Regions from separate parts of the Homo sapiens genome. Here region 2 is linked to region 1. Evidence: chromatin loops called from intact Hi-C (ENCODE). Cell type or tissue: HepG2. All regions are shown on one strand. Links, peaks and the distances in the headings refer to the core of each region. The heading gives the core; the rest is flanking DNA.

Region 1 (6,263 bases), core at 812-5,811:
ATCTGGATGACCTCAATTCCAGTCCTGGCTCAGCCACTTGCAAGCTTAACGTCTCTGAGCTTGCATCTACCCAAGCAGGCTTGCAGCAGATCTGAAAAATGCATGTGTTAGGCAGAATAATGGCCCTCTCCAAAAGGCATCCCCACCTTCATCCCAGGAACTTGCAAATATGTTGGGTTACGTGGCAGAGGGGAATTAAAGTTGCTCATCAATGACCCTGAGATGGAGATGTTGTCCTAGATTATCTGGGTGGGCTCAGTGTCATCACAATGTCCTTAAAAGTGAGAGAGAGAGAGAGGCAGAAGTAGAGAGAGCCAAAGGAAGATGTGGCCATGGAGGGCAGATCTAGAGAGGGTAGCATGAGAAGGACTCAGCCGTGAGCCTGGGGCTGGTGGGTGGGCACCAGAGCTGGAAAGTTAAGGAGATGATTCCCCCCAGAGCCTCCAGAAGGAACCAGCCCTGCTGACACCTTGGTCTTAGCCCTGTGAGACCCGTGTCAGAGCTACAGTGCTGGAAGATGACAAATGTGTGTGTTTTTAAAGTCACTAAGTTTGGGCCGGGTGCAGTGGCTTACTCTTGTAATCCCAGTACTTTGGAGGCCGAGACGGGCGGGTCACCTGAGATCAGGAGTTCGAGACCAGCCTGGCCAACATGGTGAAACCCCGTCTCCACTAAAAATACAAAAATTAACCAGGAGCGGTATTGCACACCTGTAATCCCAGCTACTTGGGAGGCTGAGGCAGGAGAATCGCTGGAACCCGGGAGGCAGAGGTTGCAGTGAGCTGGGATCATGCCATTGCACTCCAACCTGCATGACAGAGCAAGCCTGTCTCAAAAAAATAAAATAGAATAAAGTCACTAAGTTTGTGATAGTTTGTCACAGCCACAAGAGGAACCCACACAGTGGCTGTGAAAGTCCTTGTGAATGGAAAGCGCTGGCAGAGGGGAGACATCACTCAGTCCAGCCACGCACCACCAGTGCCAGAGGTGGAGCCCAAGCTCCAGCAGGAGAGACACCTGGGTTCTAATGTCACCTTCGCTGCTGGTGAGCACAGGAACCTCAGGCCTGTCACCCCACCTCACTCAGCCTCTCTCCTCCTCTATAGAAATCATCCCTGCCCTCGGGCTGATGGCAAGGTTCAATGAGATGATGCGTGTGATGTGGTTAGCGTGGACCTTGTCCAGGGTGGGCCTGAAAACATTTAGTGGTAAAGACAAAGAAGAAAGGGCAGCCAAAGAGGAGTTACCTTGTTCCGAGTATGAGTGACCTCCAGTTATACAGAGATTGGCAGGTGCTAGGGAGGGATGGATGGATGGATGGATGGATGGGTGGATGGATGGACAAACAGATGGATGGATAGATAGATAGATGGGCGGACAAACACATAGATAGATAGATAGATAGATAGATAGATAGATAGATAGATAGATTAGATAGATACATACATACATACATAGATGGTAGATAGATCAAGATAGATAGATCAAGACAGATGATAGATCAAGAGATGATAGATCAAGATAGGCAGATGATAGATCAAGATAAATGATAGATACATAGATAGATCAAGATACATGATAGATAAATAGCTAGCTAGATGGGATAGATACTTCAAGGTACTTGGATTAGAAATAGTTTCTTAGACATGTAGAATACAAGAATATCCGTTGCAGTTTTATTCATAACCCCAAACTGGAAATAAGCCAAATGACCACAAGCTAAAGAATGGACAAAGCATATGATGGTATATTCATACAAAAGAATATCATTCAGCAAGTAAAAGAACAAACTACCAACACACTCAGCAACACGGGTGGATTTCAAGAGTATTATGTTGGCCAAAAAAGAAGCTGGGCACAAAGAGCCCACGTTGTAAGGTGCATCTACAGTTGATCCAGTTATTCTACATCTTTGTTTAGGTGAAAAAGATGAAGCTTAGTTCGTCTTTAGGCACAAATCATCAGTGATGATGAAAGTCAACATAATGGATGCTCTGGGGGTCGCCACCTGGGAGGGGGAGCGAGGGAGCCCTTGGGGCGTGGGCGGTGTCCTGTGCTTTTACCTGGGTGGTGGTCACGTAGGGGCATATTTGTAAAAACGTACCAAGCTGCACCTTCACAGTGTGTGCCCTTTACCTGTGAAAATTGCACCCCAATAAGAATGAAGAAGATAACAAGAAATGGTAGATTCTACACCCGGAGCCCACAGAGGGACTTAGTTAAGTGTTTGAGGAAGGAAGATAAAGGGGGTTGCCAGGTGTGGGTTCTGGTGTTACTGAGCCTCCCAGTGTCCTTTCCAGATCCTGGGAGCTGGCGAGCATCTCCAGGATCCTCAGGTTCGTCCCAGGAGGATAAGCAGCCTGTGAGTCGGTGCTGTCCCTGGCTAACGGCTTTCCTGGGCTGCCTCCACAACCCAGGACCTGCCACACACAAGCAAGGTAGGGAGGACAGCCTCTCCTGTACCCGAGCCCAGCAGGGAAGCCACACCCTCCCCGTCGGGCTTCTCCTGCTGTTGGCCCTGGGGACTTACCCAGCAGGGAAAGCCACCTCCTGCCCAAGCTGCCCCTACAGTCCCGATCTCCGCCCCCTTCCTCCTCTTTCTCCTCCCCTTCTCCCCTTCTCCCCTCTCTCCTCCTCCTCTTCCTCCTCCTCTTCTTCCTCCACTTTTCCTTCCCTCATCCTCCTCTCCTTCCTCTTCCTCCTCCTTCTCCCCCTCTCCTTCCTTCTCCTCCTCCTCTTCCTCTTTCTCCTCCCCCTCTCCCCTCTCTCCTTTTCCTCTTCCTCCTCCTCCTCTTCCTCCTCTTCCTCCTCTTTTCCTTCCCTCTTCCTCCTCTTCTGCCTCCTCCTCTCCACCCCCCTCCTCCTCCTCTTCTTCACTGGGGAGGAAGAGACCATACAAGTGTCCCCGCCAACCTGCGGTCACGTGGCCTCCGTCAGCACAGGGCCCTGGCACATCTGTTTCCTCCCACCCTCCAGCTAGGACTGCTGAGCAGGGCAGTTTTCAGAGCACGGAGCTGGAGGGAGGGGCCTGAGCCAGGCAAGTGTGGCCTGTAAGGCCCTTGGAGACCCCGGAGCAGCCGTGGGCCACACTGTGGCTTGCCCCTAGACTCAGGGCCCCAGGGGCTTTGTGCAAACAATGCTGAGGGAGAGTGGCCAATTAGGGGTACCCTCCTGGCTCCCCAAACTCCTGCTGAGCCTCTCTCTCGCTGGTGCTGGAGCTCTCGGGGTCCATGCTAATATGGGTAGAAAAGAACCTTCTGGAAGGCATGTTCAGCATCCCCTTACCACCCAACCTGGAGCCAGGCATGAAGAATGATGGTGGTCAGGGAGGCAGCTGCTGTTGAGCTGACTTTGAACTTGAACTATTTTGAAATCCAGCTCATAAATTTCCAGCCCAGCCCGGGGCCTCCCCTTCGGGTCTGGGTGTGGAATCTGTCGAGGGGCCCTGGGTCTGCAGCACAATGCCGCATTTACAGAGCTGCGCTGCCAGTGCCTGAGTGTGTGTGTGAGTGTGTGTGTACCTGGGGACAGAGTGTTTGTGCACGGTGCCAAAGGGAGGGCCCCGCACATCTGGAAAGTGTCAGGTTTAATGCCCAAAGCCACGGGCCCAGGTCAGCTAAAAGTACATGTTTGCTTCCAGCCGCAGCTGTGCAAACTCCCGCTGCTCGGGCTGTGCTGGGCTCAGTCAAGTTCCCTCAAAGACAGTGGCCCCTTTGTCAGACTCCATTCCAATCCCCCGTTTCAAAGTCACTGGCCTGCCACGGGGCCCCCTGCCACAAACAGCTGCGGGGCAGCATCTGTCTGAGGCTGCATTCATTCCACCAGGAGAAGGAAAATACAGCAATTTAGGGTCTCGAATCTACGGCTCATCCAACAGACTGCACCCCTCCCATCCCTGTGAAACCTCTCTGTCTCAGTGGTCACACACCCGCCACCTTGGTCCTCATCAGGGCACAGCACAGCCGATGGCAGATGCAGCCCTTGCCCGCGGGGAGCTGGTTGTGCTCCATTTGCTAAATTGTGGTTGTCGCTCGGAAAATCGTCTCCCTGCAGATGTGGTTTGGTTTATGTTTGGAGGCTGAGAGGAGCACAAACCTGTGTGTGTGTGCATGTGTGTGTGTGTGCATGCGTGTGTGCATGTGTGTGCGCGTGTGCACGCGTGTGTGAGCGCGTGTGTAAATGCACTCATGTGCATTGGCGTGCACACACGTTCGTGCATAAGAGATGGGGGTAGATTAGGAACAGTGGGAGAAAACCAGTATCAGCCTGGGCTCGCCCCTCAAGCAGAGCTGTAGCTGAAGGCTGGTGAGAGGCCGTGTGTGGGAATCGGGCCCAGGAGCAGGGCTGGGGCTGGGAAGTGAAGGAGGGGGCGCCCATGAACAGATCCTTAGGGGCTGGTGCAGCATCCAGCGGGAGCTGCCCAGGAGTCTCCTGAAAGCAGCCGCAGAAGTGTTCCCCCGCAGATGAAAAGGGAAGCATTGTCTATCAGCCGCTGCCCCCCATTGGTCACAGGGCGGGGAGGGGGGCTCTGTATATGTCAGCCCTGCCCTCACACTCCTGGGTTTCCCAGGCAGGGGGTCCAAGCAGGTTCTTGCAGGTACAACACACACCGCAGCATCCGCAAAACCCTGGGGGAGGAAGCAAGAGGTGCGGGGTGTGCACTAAGGTGAGAGCCATCCCATGGCACCTGCGGGGAGCTGCTCTCTGCAGAAACGGGGTAAAACATGGGTTGAGAGGAGCCCAACGGGGCACGGGAAGGGGCCCAGGCAGCCAGCGTGGGTCCCGGGCAGCCAGCATGAGTCCAGCCAGCGTGGGTCCTGGGACAGCCAGCGTGGGTCTCGGCTGAGCACAGGAAGGGGCCCCGGGCAGCCAGTGTGAGTCCTGTCAGCGTGGATCCCAGGGCAGCCAGTGTGGGTCCCGGGCAGCCGGCATGAGTCCTGAGGCAGCCAGCGTGGGTCCCGGGCAGCCGGCGTGGGTCCCCAGCCTGAGCCTGCCTGCTCTGCCTTTTGCTGGAATGTTGCTCTCCCCACAGCTGCCGGCCTGTGGGAGCCAAGAGCTTCTCCCTCACCAGCCAAAGAAGAGGCCAGGAGCTTCTCCCTCACCAGCCAATGGGTTCTGGGGCATTCCAGTCTTGGACCTTCTCCCCAAGGAGGACTGACAAGGGCTGGGGAAGCTCACCAGGGCACCGCCCCTCAGTGGTTTCCCAGCAGCCCTGGAAGGAAGCGCGCATTGTTTGCACAGCTGGTTATTTTTCAGGTCGAGAAAACGTGATGTGATTGGCAGTCAGTGTCCTGGGGGTCTGTCTGCTCTGGGGGCTGGGTGGGTAGCACCCTAACCAGCTCTGGTCTCCCTCCACTGCCCAAGTTACAATCGCCATCGATGCCCCTCTAGTGGATGCACGTATGATGATGACGGCGATGACAATCACCACAGCTAACACTGCGACAGCACTCACTTTGTGCCAACCACTGCTTGACATGCTTCCCACATACGAACTCACTCAGTTTTTACAACAACCCTATTTGGTAGATGCTGTTATGAGCCCCATTTTACAGACAAGGAAACTGAGGCAAGGGAGGCTAAGTCACTTTTCCAAGTAATAAATAGTATGTTAGATGGCGATCTGTAGGGAGAGGCCAGTGGCTATTTTGAACAACAATACAACCTACCAGCTATATGTTATGACATACATGAACAGTGGACTCCACCTCCTACCTCTTTAGAAAATTGGGATATTTTCCCAATACTACAGTGTCTGGAGTTATCAAACTAACAGCAGTTCAATTGTCTCATCTATCAGCATTCTGACAACTCTAGGGTATAATCTGGATATTTATGGGGAGACCCTGACCTACCGGGCACTTGCAGGGGTGGGTGACCCCAAAAATATCCAAATTATATTCCAGAGTTGTCAGAATGCTGATAGATGAGATGAGTGAGCTGTTGCTGCTTTGATAACTCCAGACACTATAGTATTGGGAAAATACCCCAATTTTCTAAAGAGGTAGGAGGTGGATTCTGCTCTTCAAGTACATAGTAATATGTAGCTGGGGGGTTGTATTATGGTTCCAAATAGCCACTGCCCTTCCCTGGGGCTGCATCCCACACTTCTGTATGTCCTTGCTCCGTTGATAGCAGGCTTCACCATGTGACTTGTTTTGGCCAATAGGTATGAACAAAAGAAACATGCTTCACTTCTGGGCAGAATCCCCAAGAGCTACCATGAGGTCCTCCGCTTCTCTTTTCTCCCTACCACAAGACTG
Region 2 (6,263 bases), core at 731-5,730, 150 kb before region 1:
ACGTGGGTTCTGGCCACGTTTCTTGGATGTTTTCATTTAGCACCTGGCGTGAGTCATAAGAGGAAACCAAACGATGGTCAGCTTGGCCTTTCTGCTTCCCCAGTAGCTGCGCGGCACAAACTAGTTGCAGCTGTCTCTTTCCTACCCCTTCACTTGCCTCCCAAAGGTGGATGGAAGCCTCCTGGTTACCAAATGAATAAGAAGTGGAAGGTGACCGAGGGCCATGAATGATCAAATTAAAGGAAATGGCACATATTCCTCAAGCGGACTCCTTGTGCTGCAGTGTTGGCGGGACGAGAAGTGCTGCTTTGCCGAGCCCAGCATGGAAAATAATCCAATTTTCCTCTGACTTTTTCTGTTGAGGATTGCCAAAGAAGATGGCCTGTTTGGCTTCAATAATAGGAACAGCTAACGTTTATCCAGCGCTCAGAACACACCCTTGTCCTAATAGCTCCCCATGGATTAATCCATTGCCCTATGAGACAGGTGCTATTAATTTCACCTCCCCGAGGTCACAGGGCCAGTCATGGTGGTGCAGGATGTGGACCAGGAGGCCTGGCTTCAGGGTCTGGGCTCTTAAGCTGGTGTAGTACTTCTTCTCTACCTTGGGTATGTCAACCCGGAGGCCACTTTCTTCCCTTTTTCAGATGCCTGTAGTTTGCTGATGGAGCCAGAAACTGATGTGTCTGGTGTTGAAGAGAGGCAAGCTGGGTATGCCCAGCCCTGTCTGTGGTTTGAAGCAGGCTCTCCACCTCTTCATTGCTGGGTGTCAGCACTGGCCCCGGGAGGTCTCCAGGAAGGATCCGGGCCATGTTCCGAGCTACAGGGAACGGAGTAGAAGTGTGAACCAGGCTGAGTGTGGTGGCTCACACGCTTGTAATCCTGGCACTTTGGAGAGGCTGAGGCAGGAGGATCACTTGAGCCCAGGAGTTCCAGACCAGTCTGGGCAACATAGTGAGGCCCCATCTCTACTAAAAATACAAAAGATTAGTCGGGCGTGATGGTGTGTGCCTGTAGTCCCAGCTACTCAGGAGGCTGAGGCAGGAGGATCACCTGAGCCCAGGAAGTTGAGGCTGCAGTGAGCCGTGATTGTGCCACTGCACTCCAGCCTGGGTAACTGGAGTGAGACCCTGTCTCCAAAAAAAAAAAAAATTTTTTTTAATTCATAAATGTGCCACTGCACTCCAGCCTGGGTAACTGGAGTGAGACCCTGTCTCCAAAAAAAAAAAAATTTTTTTTTAATTCATAAATGTACGGATTACACAGTCACTAAAAGTGTCATTGATTCACTATTGTCTCTATTCCAAAGATTAATTATTAAGATTAATAGTTAAGATTAATATGAAGATTAATAATTAAGATTAATTGTGCAATAATAGTATTAAAACCAGAATGATAGGAATGGGAGCACATCTTATGATTTCTACTTTGAAAAAGAGAGGAATTTCATTTGTGGCACAAGAGTAATTTTAAAAAAAACCCCAACAACCTGGGAGCATGCAGGGATGGTTAAAATGAAACGTGGAGTCCAGCGCGCAGGCCACCTGACAAGTATTCCCCCGTTTCCACTTCTCTCTTGCCATGCTTTGGCTTGGCTTCCATCTCTGGGATTTTCTTTCAATTCATTGACTATTCAAAGGGCTTCATTTTCAGGTCATTTTCCACGTAAGACTTTAACCCTTTCTTCTCTCTGCCCATCAGCCTGAAAAGTGCTTCCTTATTGCCTTTCTTTTCTACTGGTATTGGGCTGAATTGTTTAAACTTCAAAAATATGTACATAACATTTAAGAGATTTTTTGTTTGTTTGTTTGAGACGGAGTTTCGCTCTTGTTGCCTAGGCTGGAGTGCAATGGCGCGATCTCGGCTCACTGCAACCTCCGCCTTCCTGGTTCAAGCGATTGTCCTGCCTTAGCCTCCCCAGCAGCTGGGATTACAGGCATGTGCCACCACGGCTGTCTAATTTTGTATTTTTGGTAGAGACGGGGTTTCTCCATGTTGGTCAGGCTGGTTTTGAGCTCCCGACCTCAGGTGATCTGCCCGCCTCGGCTTCCCAATGTGCTGGGATTACAGGCGTGAACCACCACGCCTGGCCAAGAGATTTTTATAAATTACGAAGAACAAAGAAGAAAACAAAATAAACAAAAATGGTCCATATCTCCCATAATCCCTGTTTACATTTTGTTGTTGTTGAGACAGGGTCTTGCTCTGTCGCCCAGGCTGGAGTGCAGTGGTGTGTTGTGGCTTACTGCAACCTCTGCCTCCCAAGCTCGAGCGATTCTCCCACCTCAGCCTCCAGAGTAGCTGGAACTATAGGTTTATGCCTCCATATCTGGCTAATTGTTTTAAAATTTTTTTTGTAGGGACAGGGTTTCACCATGTTGCCCAACCCGACCTCAAACACCTAGGCTTAAGCAATCTGCCTGCCTCGGCCTCCCTAAGTGCTGGGATTACAGGTATGAGCCACCATGCCTGGCCCTGTTTATATTTTTTAAAATCCACTAAAATTTTTAATGCTTGATAATTTGAACAGTGCAGAAAAATCCAACACGGAAAATAAGCTCCTCTCTCCTATTTTTCCTGCAGATTCTGCTTCCTAGGACTGTGTAGATTTAGTAAATTAAAATACAGGATGCCCAGGTGAATTCGAATTTCAGAGGAACAACAAATAATTGTGTAACATAAGTATATCCCATTTAAATAATTTTTTGGTATAAGAATGTCCCATATATTGCATGGGTTATACTTACACTAAAAATTATTCCTGAAAAATTATGGAGAAACACAAGGCTGGCAGCATTGTAGGAAATGGGTTTTTTCTAGATCTAAGGGTTGAATGATACCTGCCACTTGGAATTCATGAAATTACTGGTTGTTGTTGAATCTTATTTCAAACAACAGAATTTGCTTTTTTTTTTTTTTTTTTTTTTGAGGGAGGGTCTCGTTCTGTCACCCAGGCAGGAGTAGTGCAGTGGCGTGATCTTGGCTCACTGTAGCCTTGACCTCCTGGGCTCAAGTGATCTTCCTGCCTATTTTTTTTTTTTTTTTTTTTTTTTTTTGAGACAGAGTCTCGCTTTGTCACCCAGGCTGGAGTTCAGTGGTGTGATCTCAGCTCACTGCAACCTCCGCCTCCCGGGTTCAAGCGATTATTGTGCCTCAGCCTCTGAGTAGCTGGGATTACAGGTGTGTGCCACCATGCCTGGGTAATATTTGTATTTTTAGTAGAGACAGGGTTACACCAATTTGACCAGGCTGGTCTTGAACTCCTGACCTGAGGTGATCCTCTCACCTCGGCCTCCCAAAGTGCTGGGATTACAGGTGTGAGCCACCGCACCTCCCCTGCCTCATTTTTTTGAATTTTTTTTTTTTTTTTTTGTAGAGATGAGGTCTCACTGGATGTTGCCCAGGCTGATCTTGAACTCCTGGGCTTGAGCAATCCTCCCACCTTGGCCTCCCAAAGTGCTGGAATTACAGATGTGAGCCACCATGCCCGGCCAGAATTTGCTTCTTATTTAGTGCTTAAAGAGCTGGTCGATTTAAATTTTCCTCATTACTGGATGTTGATCATGCTGATTTAGTGGACACAGGCAGGAGCTTTTCTCTTCCTTCTGCTGTTAAGCAGGATTCCTCCCAAGCCCAGACGTCTCTGGATCATCTCTGGATGTTAGCTGGAAGTTGGACCTCAGCTGCAAGGTCATTATCATCTCCTCTGATCTTCTGTCCTCGCCCTCTCCGCTTCCAGTGTGGGGCTCAGCATGTGTATTTACTCACCTCGCACTGTTTGTTTTCAGATTGAATCCGTGAGAAGGAAGCAAAGGCCTCTGTGTGTTTACTTTGCCCTGTGAAAGCCAGCCCAGGGGGTCAACTCCCTCTCCCACAGCCAGTGCACCCACCCCCCACCCACACCGCCCCCTCAGAAACCTTGCCCCTTGACAATATTTTCAAACCTTATACATAATCTCAATCCATTTTAATGTTCCAATCCATTACACATACCCATGTGCACAGGGGTGAGAGTCAAAATATTTAACATCTGGGAAGGCCAGGAGGCTGACCCATCAGATCTGGTCTCAAAGCTGAGCTGTGTCCTGGAAGTCCCCTGCTGTGCCAGAATCAACATGAGAGTTTGGGGAGGGGTGCCCCAAGGCAGTAGGGGGGCAGCAGGTGGGCAGCAGCTGTCTAACAACCTGTAAAAATGCATTTTGATCTCTTAACCAGTAGAACTGTAAGGCTGAGCACCAGCTGAATCTCAGCTTTGCATATGTAAGGCTGAAACCAAAGTTTCACAAAACAATACCTACTTTTGAAACCACCTTTGCAAAATTATAACTGAGGAAATGACAACAGTGAAAGAAATCAGACCTAACCGACTCCATCTCGCTTCTAACCTTTAAGCTGTCCTTGTTCATTCCTGGGCATGGGCTGAACAAACTTTGGGATGGAATTCAGTTCATGGTTTGACTCTGACACAGAATTGATAATAGCCGTTTCCGGAAAAGACCCCCTGCTTGCCTGGGGACCAGTCTGCCTTTGCAGGACTAACAAATTAGCTACAAGATGAGAAGTTACAGTTTAGGGGTCATGCAGCCTCTGGCTCCAAGAGTCTAAACCCCCCCAGATTGCTCCTAGGAATAAGATCACTGTTGTAAAACCTAAGATCAGCGCTTGAGATATTTTGCAGAGCCTGCATTCTGATGCACCAGCTAACACCACCCAGACCAGTCATCTGGCTCAGCCAGTTCTGCTATCCCACCCAGGAACAGAAGACAGCAAGAAAAACTCACTTCAAACCCCTGATTCCATCTCCAGTCTGGCCAATCAGCACTCCCCATTTCCCAAGCCTCTACCGGCCAAATTATCTTTAAAAGCTCTGATCCCTGAATGCTCGGAGAGTCTGATTTCAGTAATAATAAAACTCTGGTCTCCCGCACAGCCGGCTCTGTGTGAATTACTCTTTATCCATTGCCATTCCCCTGTCTAGGCACCGGGCAAGGTGAGCCCATTGGGTGGTTAACTTTTACGTCTGTGACACATTCTGAGGTGTTTTGTCTACTTCTGTTTTGTTCTGTTCCATCCTATGCCAACTCATTCTGTCATTAAAAAAAAGAAAAAAGCTGACCAGGCATGGTGGCTCACGCCTGTAATCCCAGCACTTTGGGAGGCTGAGGCGGGCAGATCACCTGAGGTCAGGAGTTCAAGACCAGCCTGGCCAACATGGTAAAACCCCGTCTCAACTAAAAGTACAAAAATTAGGTGGGCATGGTGGTGGGTGCCTGTAGTCTCAGCTACTCAGGAGGCTGAGGCAGGAGAATCGTTTGAACCCAGGAGGCGGAAGTTGCAGTGAGCTGAAATCGCGCCATTGCACTCCAGCCTGGGAGACAGAGCAAGACTGTCTTAAAAAAAAAAAAAAGAAAGAAAAGAAAAGAAAAATAAGAAAGCTAACCTAGACTTGCTAAATTGATTTAATAACCATGAATTGGTCTCGGCCAGTTTGAAACACTGCTGTGATCTGGTAGCTCTCAAACTGCTCAGTGCCTGAGACCTACCTGGGGAAGTCTGCTAGACATGTGGATCCTCCATTCTCATTCTGCTGGCCCAGAGCCTGCATTTTTGAAGACCCCAAAGTGATTCTGATGCAGGTGGTTCAGGAGCGACTCCAGATGGAAGGGTGTTTCCTGGCTGAAAGGCTCTGGTTTGGTTTTTTTCCTAAAAGCACAAGTATAATCATAATCCCAAGTGCTGCATTTTCCTTAGAACTGAACCTGCTCAGCACAAGGCATGTTGTTCCTAGTGACAACACTGATGGCTTTTGCCATAAAAACTGTCTTTGGGCAAGGTTATCTCCAAGGCCTGGGATTCACCTGTGCCTCTGACCTGATAGTCATCTGGTGCTCTGAGTGCTGCTTCTCAAGGCACTGGGTGGGGAAGAGGAATTTTCAACTGTAGGATGTGGTTCACTCACCGAGCCAAGAATTATGGGTAGACCCCACATAACAGAGTAGACCAGTTGGCAACCCAGAACAAATTAGGAAAAATTGGCTCAAACTGTAATCCATCCTGCACACATTATTGTCTCCATTCATTAACTCACGTATGCATTAACTCAGCTAGTTTTATTGAGCACGTACTGTGTGTCAGCCCTCATGCTTCATCTCTGGGACACAGTGGTGATTAAGAGGTGGCCTTGCTTGCTGTGCCTACAGAGGGGCAGATGGAGGCCAGGTGTGGTGGCTCACGCCTGTAATCCCAGCACTTTGGGAGGCCGA

Evidence for each region. A loop is a pair of places that touch in the nucleus more often than their neighbours do. Peaks named below come from ENCODE experiments on the same cell type or tissue, not always from the same donor. Only the 100,000 strongest peaks of a DNase experiment are listed, where the experiment ranks them.
Region 2: a loop joins it to region 1, with 14 times the contacts of the local background. A loop is called at or near these places in 1 of 110 quality-filtered maps.

Annotation. Positions count from the first base shown.
Region 1 is chr12:124,275,084-124,281,346 of GRCh38, forward strand. The region is part of intron 3 of ZNF664-RFLNA (ZNF664-RFLNA readthrough); the gene reads left to right. Among named protein-coding and RNA genes, the nearest start is that of RFLNA, 17 kb to the right of the region's middle. In HepG2, for the core only: no CTCF peak of the experiment used is centred there; a DNase peak (open chromatin) is centred at 3,498; H3K27me3 peaks cover 495 bases.
Region 2 is chr12:124,127,107-124,133,369 of GRCh38, forward strand. The region is part of intron 2 of ZNF664-RFLNA (ZNF664-RFLNA readthrough); the gene reads left to right. Among named protein-coding and RNA genes, the nearest start is that of ZNF664-RFLNA, 160 kb to the left of the region's middle. In HepG2, for the core only: no CTCF peak of the experiment used is centred there; a DNase peak (open chromatin) is centred at 3,755; H3K4me3 peaks cover 864 bases.